Linked DNA regions of Mus musculus: region 1 is linked to region 2. The links are chromatin loops, found by intact Hi-C in ENCODE. Cell type or tissue: gastrocnemius. All regions are shown on one strand.

What was found. Peaks named below come from ENCODE experiments on the same cell type or tissue, not always from the same donor. Only the 100,000 strongest peaks of a DNase experiment are listed, where the experiment ranks them.
Region 1: a loop joins it to region 2, with 4 times the contacts of the local background. A loop is called at or near these places in 26 of 42 quality-filtered maps.

What each region holds. Positions count from the first base shown.
Region 1 is chr11:84,260,513-84,268,512 of GRCm38, forward strand. Acaca (acetyl-Coenzyme A carboxylase alpha) reads left to right here. Exons shown (of 54, transcript NM_133360.2): 18 at 112-246; 19 at 998-1,144; 20 at 1,884-2,072; 21 at 2,760-2,860; 22 at 3,527-3,615. Among named protein-coding and RNA genes, the nearest start is that of Acaca, 69 kb to the left of the region's middle. In gastrocnemius, CTCF peaks have their summits at 4,151 (motif pointing right) and 7,765 (motif pointing left); a DNase peak (open chromatin) is centred at 7,765.
Region 2 is chr11:84,800,261-84,808,260 of GRCm38, forward strand. No RefSeq gene overlaps it. Among named protein-coding and RNA genes, the nearest start is that of Mrm1, 15 kb to the right of the region's middle. In gastrocnemius, no CTCF peak of the experiment used is centred here; DNase peaks (open chromatin) are centred at 3,491 and 4,313.

The sequences.
Region 1 (8,000 bases), 540 kb before region 2:
TTGGGGTGTTAAATTAAGTGTTTTCCAATTGAGATGATAGGAGAAACCTGACCTTTAAACTGTTCATGTCCATAAAGGGAGATCAGGCTCTAACTTACATCTTCATGACAGGTAATGAAGATGGTGATGACTTTAACAGCTGTAGAATCTGGCTGCATCCATTATGTCAAACGACCTGGAGCAGCACTTGACCCTGGCTGTGTGATAGCCAAAATGCAACTGGACAACCCCAGTAAAGTTCAACAGGTGAGGAGGAAGGCACTGAAAACCGCTGCGAGGGTGAAAAACATGGTAGCTTGGAGGTGCTTGGTTTGCTGGTTCCTCGTCCTCTCCCATCCTTTCCCTCCTTCCGTCCTATTTTGCATATGTGTGAGAGTGTGTGTATGTGCTCTCTGCATGTATGTGTATCAGAAGAGGGCATTGAGTGTCCTGCCTTATCACGCTCTACCCTATTCCCTGGAGACAGGGTTTTCTTATTGAACCTGGAGCTAGGCTGGTAGCCAGCAATTCCCAGCAGTCCTGCTTCTCACCCCTCTGCCTCCAACAAGCACAGTGCTTTGTGTGGCTACACTCAGCGTTTTTCTGTGGGTCCTGGGGAGTCTGAACTCAGGTTCTAATGCTTGAATCCACTGAGCCATCTCCCCGGGCCCTGTTCTTCCCTTGTTTCCATCTTGAATTCCTGTTCTTCCTGTCTTTTATCTCCCAGAGTTTTGGGATTACAAGTGTGTGCCACCATGGTTAGCTTCATGTCAGCATTTTGTTAATCATTTTTTGTTCCTCCCAATTTTATATTTGTGCCTACAGAATTGTGGGACTGGAGCTTGCACTAGCCAATATAAACCTGAGATTCTGTCTTCTTCTCAGTGTTTCTTCCACTGACTTTTCTCCAAATTGGTGTGTGTCATGAAGGGATGTCTCAGTTTTGATGGTGACTGAATTGCAGTGGTTTTTGTGCCCAGAGTAGAAGGTAATGACCGATGATCTCTTGTGACCACAGGCTGAGCTTCACACGGGCAGTCTACCACAGATCCAGAGCACAGCTCTCAGAGGCGAGAAGCTCCATCGAGTTTTCCACTATGTCCTGGATAACCTGGTCAATGTGATGAATGGATACTGCCTTCCAGACCCTTTCTTCAGCAGCAGGGTATGAACCGCTCCCTTGGGGAGGGGATATACAAATATGTTCATTCTCCAGAGGAGTTTACAGTCTCAGGAGGAATTTTTTTCTCTTTTAAGATTGATTTTCCCACTCTTTCTGATGCTGGGGATCGAACCCAGGGCCTTAAACAAACATGCTATGTGATCACTGCACCACTGAGCTATGCCCTCAGCTCTTGAAGAATTTTTTTTCTAGGAGCAAAAAGTTATATGATTTGTAATCTCCCCACGTTTCTCAAAGTAGCCCTGGCTATCTTGAAACTTACTATTATGTAGCCCAGGCAATCCTTGAACTCACAGAGACCCGACTCTACCTTGGCCTTTGCCTCCCAAAGGCTAGGATTAAAGGCATGTACCACCATGCCTGACTGGACTTAACATTTTAAATCCTTGTTTATTAATTTTGTCATTTGCTTGGGATTATTCCTTTTTGAACTACAGACTGGGGTAGTATTTGGTGTTTAGGCTGCAGCTTTACAGTAAGCACCAGGGCGCTGCAGAGCTGGTTCAGGGTTGCAGCACTCGTTCCTCTGAAGAGGATGGATTCCAGCATGCACATGGTTCAACACCATCTGGAACTCTCAGGCACTCATGTGGTACACATTCACGTAAAATATGTAAATCTAAAGGAAGCACCAGCACTGTAGTGCTGGAGACTCAGGATCTGATTTATTTGGGGAGTTGTGTTGCCTTTGCGTCCCATTTGATTATTTCTTTCTGCACAGGTAAAAGACTGGGTAGAAAGATTGATGAAGACTCTGAGAGACCCCTCCTTGCCTCTGCTAGAGCTGCAGGATATCATGACCAGTGTCTCTGGCCGGATCCCCCTCAATGTGGAGAAGTCTATTAAGAAGGAAATGGCTCAGTATGCTAGCAACATCACATCAGTCCTGTGTCAGTTTCCCAGCCAGCAGGTATTTATGGGGCAACACTGTCATCATTTTCCCCTGGCAGCCACTAGAGTTCATGCTCTAGGAGGCCTCTCTGTTTGGCTACTCCTTATTGTCTGTGATTTTACCACCGAAAGCATTGAATCCTTCATAAACCTGCCTCAGTATCTGAGTTACTATATGTGACCTATAAAATATCTCACACTGTGTGAGGAAAGCGCTGTGACTATGTATTCCATATCACTGTGCTTTCAGGGAGAGCCCCTAATTAGACGTGTTTCTGTGAGATTGACAGCCAGGATATTGGTAATGTGTTTGCCTGACACTTCCTGACCACCTCAACGGCATCTTTGTCCTTTGCCTGTAATGCATGGTGAGGTGGGGAGTAAAGGTGGGCAAGAAAGGGACCAGGAGTGAGGTGTGGGTTTTGACCTTAGACAGCTTCTTGCCCATCACACTCTCTGTCTAAATTTAGTTCCATGATGTGGTCCTTAGTCTATCTGGGAAAGAGTGAAAAAAGTTTAGAAAATGCTTGCTTCTTTAGCAAGTGTCTAAACTTGTACTAACTTAATAGTACTGACAACATGTCAGACCCAGGGTTTGTCATGGTGTAACCAAGGAGACTCTTTGGTAGTGGTGCTGATGCAGAGGTATGTGCACTGGGGCCTGCGGGCAGGGGGAGCTTCATTTTCCTTATTTCTTATGCCTTAGATTGCCAACATCCTAGATAGTCATGCAGCTACACTGAACCGGAAATCTGAGCGGGAAGTCTTCTTCATGAACACCCAGAGCATTGTCCAGCTGGTGCAGAGGTAGTCACGTGGGTCTCCAGATCTCATGCTTGCTTTGTTTTCAACTGGGCATAAAGATTTACTTCAATCTGACTTTCAGAAAAAAGAAAGTACTTTATTTCTCAAAAAGTCTGTTACATCTTGTTACTACTTAGATCTGTGACTGAACTCACTCATTATTTCTGTTTTTATGATACTCTGTCAGTTATTATGGCCCCAAAATTCTATTGTTTTCTTTTCATTTGTTATGTTGATGAAGAGCTTAGTTTTTCTCCTAGTGGAGACTCCAACATGGTATTCATTCTTTCTAATTTATGGATCCAGGTATTTGACTAAAAAGCTGTGTAGAACATTTTCAACTTTTAAGATACTTAAAACTTTTCAAAAATCCCTTAGCCATTTCAAGCATGACTATAACTTCTGCTCAGCAGTGGGAGCTAAGTCAGGCTGTCGTTAGATCTGGGTATGGAGTGCAGGGTGGTATGATGGTGGGGTGCTATTTCTACTTTCCTTTTCCTCTGTACTGAAGTTAGTTTTCACTTTACAGTTTAAATTAATAATTTTCAACCTGAAAATATAAGCTATAGGTATACTCTGTATTCAGTGGGAGGACAGTTCAGGGACAATCTGGAGAATAGGTGTGGCCTCTGGGTTCCTTTAATGGTGTTGCTCTGTCTTGATTCATAGGTACCGAAGTGGCATCCGTGGCCACATGAAGGCTGTGGTGATGGATCTGCTGCGGCAGTACCTGCGAGTAGAGACACAGTTTCAGAACGGTAAGTCCATCTTGAGGCCTGTCTCAGGACAGTCACAGTTCTGAGTGAAATACCACATAAGAGCAAAGGCAGTTCATGCCGTGACCAACATTTCCTTCCCATGAACGAGCTTTTCCTTCTCTCACTAATTCCCTTAAAAACTAAACCTTCCATACTTCCCCAGCATGAACAAGAGTACTGACAACAGTAGAGAGGCTGGAACTTCAGTGTGCTTCTGAGGAAGGCTTGAGATAATTGTTCTCAGAGAGATTAGCATTCTCCATTGACATCTGCTTGACTGTGTGTAGTGAGAGTTGAGTCATGACCAACCTGGAATTGAAATTCCCTGTCTGAAGAGCTTGCCTCTCAGCAGCTAATCCAAGGCTTGAACCACAGGCATATGAGAAGAGCTCAAAATCTCCACTGCTTTTTAGTGTGTCATTTAGGTGGAATTTATCCCCGGCTTTCTCTGAAGAGCATCACTAAATGATGGATGCTCTTTAAGAGTGAAATACCTTGGTTACGATTTTAAAGCTACAGACTGCCATTTATGGCATTGTACCACAAGATGGCAGTGTAAAACCAGAAAATTGAAATAGCACCTAACATTATCTCTTCTGTTCTGTTAACTTTTGCATCATTTAAAAGATGTCTCCACCCTTCATGAGCAGTTAAATTCCACAAGTAGATATTAACAGGCTTTTAAAAAAGCCAGGTTGATGAATTTAGGGACAGCCGATGATGTTATTTATCATGTACTAGTAGAATAAGAGAGAATGAACAGGTTCATCATCTCAAGAAATTGGAGGGAAATTGGACAAAATTCAGTGTAGAATGACATGATATTTTTCCTGTTGATGTGTCCCCACTTCTCCTATGCTGGGGATAAAAATCACTAAGCTATACCCTTAGCAGGTCCACAGCCATTTCATGTGATATGTCATACGTCGTGGCAAGATGTTTAAAACATCAACTTTAGGACAAGGGCTCTGGTGTCACTGTGTCCACTCAGCACCATGCTGGGAGTTCTTGCTATTGCAGAAAGTTAAGAAAAGGATTTAAGAAATTCTAGAACAAGCTGGCTTTCCGCTGAAATCCTAAGACTTGGGAGATTCAAGGCCAGCCTTGGCTACGTGAGACCCTGTCTTAAAAAAATAAAAAGGCTTGAGGACGCATGAGTGCTTAGGTGTCTACTTGGAAGGCTCAAAGAACCCCCCAGGTTTATTACTAAATTATTTAAAACCAAACAAAATTTCTAAGTACAAACATCATACATGTAGGGCTTAGTGGTGAGTGCCTTTATTTGGGAGGCAGAGGCAGGCTTTGACTCAAAAAGAAGAAAAAAATCGAATATATATTCACTTGCAGCTGGGGTGCACCTCCAGACTAGAGCACTTGGCTGTCATGCATGAGACCCTGGGTTCAGTCCTCAACACTTCAGGAAAGGTTTTATTTTTTCAAACTTATTTACTTATTTTTGAGACAGGGTTTCGTTCTATAGCCCTGCTACCTGCCACTTGCTATATAGACCAGCCTGGCCTTGAATTCATAGAATTCCCAAGTGTTGAGACTCAAGGCCTGTGCTACCAGGTCCCACCAGAAAAGACTTCTTTACAGTAATTGTTTAGGAAAACAGTCTTGAAAAATATATCACTTAAAATCTCAGTTAAAATCCATGAAATATAAAGCCACAAATACAACAAAAATGTTCAGTCCTCTTCTGGAGGAGCTCCTGATGAATAAATAATATTAAAGACTGTCTAGGTCAACCTCAACAGCAGGCACTGTTACAGAGACCCTGACTCTCCCTGAATTCACTTGTCAATTGTTGACATTCCAATAAGTACCTTTCAGGGATCTTCATGAAATTTATCAAGGCCACTCTAAAATTTAAACAAAATTCTGGCAATAGCTAAGATATTTCTAAAATAGGTGAGGTTGTAATCCCCGCACTCAGAAGGTATCGGCAGGAGGATTGCTATTCATTCAAGATCAGGCTGGACACCACACAGCAAGCTGAAGGGCTCCCTAGTGAGACCCTGTTTCACACAGTAACAAAATGTGCTTCTAAAGAAATAGAAGGCAAAAAATATTTGCCAGATGAGATACCAAGGTTTACTATAAAGCCATATTAGTTAAGCAGCTGTGACATTTGTGGAAGGACAGAGTTATAGATGAAACACAACTACCAGAAGCACAACTACCAGAATCCGTACGCTTGCTATTCATTGCGTGATACAGTGGGCATTGTGATCATGAGGAAAAGGTAAGCATCAGTAGCAATACCAAGACAATGAGCCCGACATTCGTACCTCATTTCAGATGTTCAAAACCAATTTCAAGTCAAGTAAAGACAAAAGTATGAAATTTTAGGATATCCTTAAAACCGCAGGATAGGAGGAGTTCATCGAACTACAAACAGGAAGCACATCATATAAAGGAAACAACTGATTACTTTCGTCTGTTCCAGAATTTCTGTTCATTCCATGTACTGTTGGGAGGCAGAAGCAGGTGGATTTTTGAGTTCAAGGCCAGCCTGGTCTACAGAGTGAATTCCAGAACAGCCAGGTCTACACAGAAAAACACAGAGAAACCCTGTCTCGAGAAACCCTGTCTCGAAAAACCAAACAAACAAACAAAAAAATCGAGAACATGGGCCACAAAGTAAAGAGGAGCTATTTATAGTATTTATACCTGCAACAGGATTAGTACTAGTACGTAAAAGGCAATCAAATAGATAAATGGGCAAAAGAGAGTAAAAGATATTTCACAGAAGAGAAAGCACAAATAATCCATAAACTTCAAGAAAATGCTTAGTCCCATTACCAATCACAGAAATAGGAGCCCAAATCACAGATTTTTACAATCACATTGTCATCTTATACTGTCTCTGGGAGTGGAGTGCAAATGGCATGATTGCCTTAGGAAACTGCATGTCCATATTGAATAAGTCTTTCATAATGCTGAGTTTTTATTTATGCTCTTTAGCCTAGTGGTCTTACTCCAAAATATAAGGCCTGTTGGTGTCACTAGTGGTCATAGTAGAAAAAGAAAAGAAAGAAAGAAAGCAGAGGGAAACCCTCTGTATACAAATAGAATGAATGGCCTTTGAATTCTAGGATCTTCACAGTGGAATATTATGGAGCACTGAGAATAGATGATTCCTAGGAACACGTATAAACAAATGAGTCAATACATAGGCCTTCTGGTTTTTTAATCAGGTTCAAAACCAGGATATAAGAAGTTAGATATATCAGTGATAAATGTAAAGAGAACAAAAGAATAATTATTATAAATTCACCTGAGTATTTCTGAAGAAGAATACATAGCAGGTCACTTGGGAGACCGAGGCAGGAAGATTGCCAAATTTAAGGCCAGCGTCGGGCCAGATACTGAGAAATGCCTGTTTAGAAGAGGGGGTTTGGTGATTATGACTGGAGAGACGGTTCAACAGTCATAGCACTTACTGCAGAGTCACAGCCGCCTGCAACTCTAGTTCTAGAGGGTCCCTCGCCTCTCCTCTCCACGCTGAGCTTCTGCATACATGTGGCGCATAAGTACATACAATAAAATTAAATTAGTCTTCTTTTTTCCCCTGGCTTTTCAAGACAGGGTTTTTCTGTGTAGCCCTGACTGTCTTGGAACCGGCTCTCTTGAATTCACAGAAATCTGCCTGCCTCTTCCTTCCAAGTGCAAACGCCACCACTGCCTGGCTAAAGTAATAATCTTTTAAAGTTTTCTCTCTCTTCCTCTCTCTCTCTCTCTCTTTAAACTGAGTTTGATAGTGCATACTTGTAATTTCAGTACTTGGGAGGCTGAGGCAGGAGGATCTTGAAAAGATTTTTTTTTAAATATATAAAATACTGAAACAGCATTTCAAATTTTAGTATGTATTTTATTATATATATATACATATACACACATATATGTGTGTGTATAATGTATGTGTATATATAAATAAAATTTATGAGGTTTTATTCCTGGGCTAGAGAAATGGCTTAAAAAAAATAAGTGTTTAAAAAGAAGAATAAAATATAGAGAGTTGGCCCAGTGGCTAAGCATACTGACTCCTCTTCTACCTGAAGAGCTGGGTTCAATTCCTGTACTCACATGGCAGCTCACAATCCCTTGTAGCTCCAGTTTCCCAAGATCTTATGCCCTCTTCTGGCCTCTGATGGCATTGCATGCATGTGGTGTACAAACACATGGCAATCAAAGCAGTGCATACACATAAGATAATTTAAGAAAAGATTTATTTTTATTTTATAAGGGAAATAATGTGTGTTTGAATGTATGTATATGCATGTATACATGCCTCATGCCTGAAGAGGCCAAAAGGGGGCATCCCATTCCCCCTGGAATTGGAGTTAACAAATGGTTGTGACCTGCCATTTGGGTGCTGGGAA
Region 2 (8,000 bases):
AGTGAAGTCCACAGTTAAGAGACTTTGAATTTTAAAGTACTTTGAATTTTAAAAGATACTGGATATTTTAAAAGGATTGAACTTTTAATATGTAAAGACTGTGGGGCTTTTAAATTTATTTAAGATCTTGGGGATGAATAAGAACTAAGGGTTGAGGCTTACTAGTGATGTATTTGTATGTCATGTTGACAAGGGGGTCAGTTGTACTGGCTAGTTTTGTGTCAACTTGACACAGCTGGAGTTATCACAGAGAAAGGAGCTTCAGTTGGAAAAATGCCTCCATGAGATACAACTGTAAGGCATTTTCTCAATTAGTGATCAAGGGGGAGGGCCCCTTGTGGGTGGGACCATCTCTGGGCTGGTAGTCTTGAGTTCTATAAGAGAGCAGGTTGAGCAAGCCAGGGGAAGCAAGCCAGTAAGGAACATCCCTCCATGGTCTCTGCACCAGCTCCTGCTTCCTGACCTGTTTGAGTTCCAGTCCTGACTTCCTTTGGTAATGAACAACAATGTGGAAGTGTAAGCTGAATAAACCCTTTCCTCCCCAGCTTGCTTCTTGGCCATGATGTTTGTGCAGGAATAGAAACCCTGACTAAGACACCAGGCCTAATAATCTAAGCTCAGTCTCCAGGACCCAGGTGGTAGAAGGAGAGAACTCCTTCATTTGTCCTCAAACTTCCACTTTGCACAGTGTGGTGCATGGGCCATCCCCCAAATAATAGACAAATAAATGTAATTAAAAAATAATCACACTTGACCCCAAAGTTCTTCAGACCCAAAGCAGAAAGAGAAACTAAAGCTGTCAAGAAGCTGCCCTTCTCCTCTTAGGAGGCCCCTCTCCTCCTCCAACACCCCTCCTGGCAGGTACAGCAGCCTCTCGGCCTCCTGTGCCGTCCTCACACAGAAGTCCTGTTTCGAGGCACCTGATGTACGGAAGACACAAAGACCAACTTCTCCACGCTCACAAGTCTCAGCTATGGCTGCCAGCTTCTCCTTGGCCTGTGCCAGGTGATATCACAGAGTCAAGAGGTAGCAGCAGGGACTGCTCAGGAGAGGACCCACTCACGGAGCTGACAGACACATCCCTCTTCCTCAGAGGATGCTTCGGGGACCCTGGCAGGCGAGAGCACACCTAAGGAAAGGGTAGGTGGTGGAAGAGAGGAGTCATGGGAATTAGTCACACAGAGACCTCTGAAAGGTGGGGAGGCTCTTGTAGGGAGACCAAAGCAGCAGGGCCGAGAGAGCCACTAGGCCTGGGAAGAGATGTGGAGGGAGACAGAGCAAGGAAGAGGTAGTTTTGGCTCCACAGCTGGGCTCACCAGCAGCTCAGTTGGCAGCCATGCTTCAGCTAAGCAAGCAGCTCAGCTCCCGTCTAAACTTTAATCAACGGCTCACGGACCAGACTCCAGCCAGCCATGTCCTGAAGTAGGTAGGGAGAGAGGTGTTGGAACCAAGAAGCTGTGTGTGGATTCTATAGCAGGTCAGCTGGGAGCCATTGAGTGTCCCTTCCTGCACAGATAAGAAGAGAGAACACGTGGGCTGAGCTGCGTCTGTACAAGGGGGCAGACGACCTATTTGGACTCAGCGAGCCCCTAAGACTTGGCTTTGCATCCCCTCTCCTTCAGTTCCAACAAACCTCAAGTGAGACATTGAATTTGCCAACCATGCCAGACATGGTGGTACATGCCTGAAATCCCAGCACATGGGAGGCAGAAATGGGAGGATCAGGAATTTGAGGCTAGCCTCAGCTACATGGGAGGTTTGAACTATGTGAGAGCCCATCTAAAAAAAAAAGGCAAAAAGAGGAGAAAGAGGAAAAAGAAAAGAGGAGGAGGAGGAGAAAGAGGAGGAGGAAGAAGGAAGAAGGAGAAAAGAAAAAGAAAAGAATTCACTAATCCATTGAGGTGTGAGGAGAGGATAGCCAAGGTGTTCACTCACCAGATCCTTACCCGGAAAGGTGGGCCTCAGCAAAGAGACATCAGCACCCCGATTTTCCCCTTAGACCAGGCTGGCCCAAGGGATGAATGGTATGGATCACATTACCATACCGACTGGTCTAAATGAGAATGAAAGAAGGAAGCTGCAACCAGTATCATCTGCCCCATGTAACTTATTAACATCCAGGCGAGATTAATCAAGCCCAGAAACCTCGAGCAGACCCCTAATTAGTTGCTGCTGATAACTATATTTGTCATGCTCTCCAATTATTCCACTGTAAATTTCAGAGTTTAATTGCACCTTCTTCTTCATTGAAGTGTCACTATTTGCACACGCTCCCCTAATTCTTTAGCAAATTTGACAAAATTCAGCATTAAATATAGATTATCTTTAGATTTCCATAATTAACACAACCAAACTGACTCAGGCCTAAATATTTCTCCCAGCACCATAAATCTGGCCTGTCCCTGGTACCCAGAGAGCCGCCTCCAGCTCCTGGGCAAAAGCTGTAGGGAGAACATACATGCACATCTATGAACTTGTATGACACCCCTGTGCAAGGATGGGACAGGAGGTGGGGCAGGCTACATTCAGAGCACACCCCTGCAGACACACCCCTGAGCAACTCAAGTTGCTAGAGTGGAGCCTGCTTACAAATGCCACGAAATGCTGGAGCTAAGATGGGTGAGTTAAGGTGTATCGAGCTTCCCATCACTGGGGGAGTGCAAAGACTCAGTTGAGTAAGATGTTGCACAGGCTACGTATATGAAGGGTGGGCTTATCGCCTCTGGTCCCTTCTATCATTCTCTAAGGAAAATGGCTTTAAGAGTTCAGCCAGGATGGGCGTGGTGGCACATGCCTTTAATCCCAGCACTTGGGAGGCAGAGGCAGGCAGATTTCTGAGTTCAAGGCTAGCCTGGTCTACAAAGTGAGTTCCAGGACAGCCAGGGCTACACAGAGAAACCCTGTCTGGAAAGAAAAAAAAAAAAAAAAAGAGTTCAGTGGGGTGAGTAGGATCATGGCTGGCTGCCTAGGGCAACCTGGGCTGGAAGAGTAAAGAGATGAGAATGCTGGCACCTCTAGGGCCTGCCAGGGGCTGCCTGTGGCAGAATGGAGGACGCTTGGGCATTAGAAGCAGTGGACTGTAGTTCAGGGGCTGCCTCCACCACCCACCTACCAGCTACGTGGCTTTGGGCAAGTTCTTTAATGTCTCTGATTCTCGTTTTCTTCACTTGAACAAGGTGCTATAATGATCTAGAGGCTCAATCATTGAAGCTTGCAAAAGGCTGACCTTTCCAAGGCTTTCTGAAGAACTGTCCGGTCCTCAGTAAACTATAGTGATCAGAATTAACTCACAGAGCACCACCTCTCCCTCAAAGCCAGGGACCATAGTGGCTGCACACATCCTGATACTCTGTGACTGCTCCCTACGACCCTCGTCTTTTTCTGAGGACCAGGAGTCCTCATTCTGAAACCATTTGAGCCACTGCAGACACTCAAGCCAGCTCAGGTCTCTCCCTGGACATAGAAAGATGGCAGCTTGACACCCCGCCTGTCTGTTGGCCATCTGCCTCTCTGTCGCTATGAAATTGACTCTTAATCCCTAGGCCCTCCTAGCTCTGCCGTCAGAGATGGCCCTGCCTGTCCTGGAGAAACATCCAGTGAAAATCAGTAAGGACACTGATTTTTTTTTCCCAGATTTGCTGAGTCTATTCTGAGGTCCCTTTGCCTTTGCTCCCCTCCCATCTCAGTCCTTCAACTACCAGCAGAACATCTAAAGGGGGGCAGGTGACATGGGTGTGAGGGTGACCTAACTTGGCTCTTTAGGGCAGTAAGACCGTGGGCATGTCATGGATTTTGAGAGAGAGAGAGAGCAACTTATCTGGGGGTCCCTGTCTTCCTACAGGGCTTAGGCAGAGAGGTTTATTCCTGTCTGCCTGCATGTCATGCCTATTTGCATGGGCCTCTGAGCATCCATAAGTATGTGCATATATGGAATATGGCTAAGTCTGCAGCAAACCCCAGTGATACGTGGCCCTGGCCCTTGGGTCCATCCAAGTCAAGCCTGGGGTAAAAGCTTGACTTGGGATGGACCCAACCCTGTGGCTCTCTCTCAAGGCCAAGAGCTAGGTGAGGCTACCCCACGGTCTTCTACCCATCCATGTCCCTATGTATTCTCTTGAAATGGTACACACGATAGACTTTGGGGGGCCGTTAGAGTTGGAATTTGGGGAGCTGAGGTGGGGAAGGCTTATAAATACCTTCTCTGCTCCTATCATGCACTACATGGCCCAGGTAGGTGCATTTAGCATTGGCCAGTGTATACTTAGCTGATAAGACTGCAGAGAATGGGATCTGCGTTGGCAGTGGGCCAGCCATCTGGCATAGGGCCTGCCTGGGTCATGCCCAATATCAAGGTCAGTATCAATGGGACAGTGGTCCTTTGTGGCTTATGGCTTGGCTATAAACTGAGTCTCTTGCCTCAGGCTTCCCTTCCACCCTAGACCGGTTATGGACTGGACTTGATTGGCCTTGTGAGCCCCAGAAGGATACCTGGATACCACACCCTGGTATTCCTCCCTCCTTTTTTTTTTTTTTTTTTTGATTGGATGAAGTGAGATTGTGACACGCAGTAGGTGCTCAGTAAGTACTTGTTAGCATGAGCTAAGCCTTGACCTTCTGTCCACAGAAGCGCTCTGCCTGCACTCTCACCTGGCAGAGCCTTTAAGAAGTCCCACTGCTAAGTCCCTGCAGGGGAGAGGGAGCCCCACTTCCATCCCCCATGGTCCCCAGCTCCTAGCCACACTCTACCCCAGCCCCAATACCGATTCTTTCCATCAATAATGGCCTGGGGCAACCACACTTGGATGCCCACCCAGATCAATAACCGGCGGCTGCTATTGATCAGCCCCTGGGGTAATGAGAACCAGGGGAGAAAATAAAAGAGACAAGGGATAGGCAGAGAGTGTGGCCATGGGCCCAGAGAGAGGGCAGCCCCAGGGAGCCCTAGTAACAGGATAGGGCAGGCAGACAGGATGAGATCACCAGAAACCAGAGGCAGGGTAAGAAGCTGGCCAATGAATAGAAGGCCTCTGGGAAAGACAAGAAGTGAAGGAGGAGGAAGAAGAAAGAGAGGGGAGGAAAGAAAGAAAGAGAGGGAGGGCGGAAGAGAACAGAAAAGAAAAGAAAAGAAAAGAAAAGAAAAGAAAAGAAAAGAAAAGAAAAGAAAAGAAAAGAAAAGAAAAGAAAAAGAAAAATGGGGCTGGTGAGATGGCTCAGTGGGTAAGAGCACCCGACTGCTCTTCTGAAGGTCTGAAGTTCAAATCCCAGCAACCACATGGTGGCTCACAACCATCCGTAATGAGATCTGACTCCCTCTTCTGGAGTGTCTGAAGATAGCTACAGTGTACTTATATATAATAAAAATAAATAAATCTTAAAAAAAAAAAAAAAAGAAAAAGAAAAATGGCAGTTTGGCCCTGGGAGAAAGTTCTAGTTCACAAGGAGACTCCAGGGAAGGAGAACCAGGAGTAAAGCCAGGATTCGCACACATATCTGGGTCCTCCAGGGGACTGAAACTGTTTACTATATCCCACAGTGGATCCAAGATGTCACTGCAGGTCTTATGACCTGGTGCAATCCCATGCACAGTCCAGTGAGAAGTTTCAGGGGTGGGGAGGTATCCCACCCAGGCATTGAGATATCAGCTCGGAGCTCATCCATACTGTTGGGGGCTAGAGATAAAGGCTGACTAGGTGCAGGGGGCTAGAGATGAAGGTCGACTAGGTGTTGGGGGCTAGAGATGAAAGCTGACTAGGTGTAGGGGGTTGTAGAGACGAAAGGTGACTCTCAGCAGCAGGCCTCCTAAGTGGTGCTAGGCTAGAGGATTCATTCTCTGTCCCTACCAATCTCTTGGTCCCTTCCAAACTCTTTGGATTGCATAGAATGACCATGGACAAGTGTGGTTTCCCATCTGCAAGCCAAACGGAGTTAACAGCCATCTTGTGAGTACCGGAGAACCTTAGTAAGGGTGTGAGCCCCATAACCATCAGCATCACAAACACCACTATCACTATAGGCTCCTGCTCTTGGTCTCAAAGCCACCAAGGTGAGAGTGCTTTGGATATGAGTAGGGCTCAGGGCTCAGATCAGACATGATGCAGCCCCTCTCACACTGCCCAGCCCTGCTGGCACCTCATCTCTTGGAGGGGCTGTCTATGCCCTGGTGCAGATGATCTCAGCAGAGCCCTCGGGCCTTGGAAGTCTGTGGAGCTTTCCCTTAGCCCTTCATTGACCCACCCCACCCCACCCCCAGAATCAAAAGCACCTGCAGCTGGAGATAGCTGACCCACCTCCTCTGACTCAGTCTAAAAGTAAAAGGCCACGGCCCACGGGAAACGTGTGGTGCCTTCCAACCTGCTACAGAGATAAGAAGGGGAGATGTTAGTGCCCAATCTCAGGACCCCTTCACTTGTTTGGTAATTTACACACCTAGGGTGTCCTGTGCTGGGGCCTAGATACAGAATGACTAGACTGGGGTGTAGCCCTCTTGCCAAGCAGACACTAAGTCCCCAGCACTGTGTAAGCCAGGCATGATGGTGTGTTCCTGGAATCACAGCACAGTGGAGGCAGGAGGATCAGAAGTTTAAGGTCTTCCTCAGCTACATAGTGAGCTTGAGGCGAGGCTAGGCTGAGCTACATTTGCTTGCAGCAAAAGCCTGACAGGCCTGAGTCTAATCCTTGGGATCCACGTAAAAGTGGGAGAGAACTGACTCCACAGCATTCTCTCCTCATATGTGTTCACAGCCACCTACACACACAATCATCATCGTCGTCATCGTCATCGTCGTCATCATCGTCATCATCATCATCATCATCGTCATCGTCATCAAGGTCCGTAATAAAGCCAGTAATCCCTTCCTGCCTATAGAGGCTGACAGAGGACCTAGAACCACTTGCAAGAAGAGCCCAGACCTACTGTTTCCATTTTCTCTTTTTAAGGAAAATTGCCCCATTTGTGGAAAGTATCTGAGGGTGATAATAAACCAGAGTCAACTGCTTTTCAAGGAATCTCCCTTCTGACAGCCACAGACCTCAGTAAACAACAGAGAAGTCTGAGGAACAAGGAGCCAGCAAAGGAGAAAGCAGGGCTGGCCTCTCCTGTCCCCAGCAGCCAGTGAGGGTGTCCTCCCAAGTGGGATTCTGTGGTGGAAAGAGCCAGTGTCCATGAAAATCCTTCTGGGGCTGCAGTTGAGGAGAGCTTTGTTTAGAACAGACTGGTCCCCACTCAGTGATGCCCTCCGACCCTCATCCCACACCTTTCCAATCTAGAAAGAAGTTGATGGAGCTGGAAGCCCTGGGACTCCAGCCTGACCCTTCCTCCACCACCCTAGTCCACTAAACAAGCAAGAAGGTAATGCCAGGAGCTGTTCTGCCCAGAGTGAAATAATAGCCATTGCTAGTGATGACTAAGCTCATGATTTATAGAGCACTGGGCAGCCCCCTGCAACGTATGGCTTTTTCATTTTACAGAAAAAGCAAGTGATAAGCAGTTTCCAGAGACTTGTCCACATAGGAGAAGGCAGGTGCGACGTGGACCTGAGGTCCAAGCCACATTCACACTGAGGATTCTGAAGGGAGGAACCAGGTTGCAGTCCTAGGTGGGGGGTGGGGGTGGGGTTAGGGGTGGATTGATTGATAGAAACCTTTGGATGAGAGGCTGACAGGAAGGGGAAGGAATGGGCTGCCCCAGGTGCTGTGTCTCCTGACCAGACCTCTGGGACCCTCGGGAGTGGGGGGCAGCGATAGAGTCCTGGTCAGCGGCCAGCCTGCCCTGGTGTGAGACCCCTTAGTGCACATCTGGAGCACAGGCCTTTAGGTGGGGACCACTGTGCTCAGGCTGGGTAGGAGGTGGTCAGAACTTTCTGGAGTGCTCCCCCCAGCAGGATGAGCCCAAAGACCCCCGGGAAGGTGTTAATGAAACAGGGAAGCTGTGAACAGACCCAGGAGTGATTCCAATCTGACACCTCCACCCCAGCCCCCCCCAGTAATGAGCTAGGACCTGC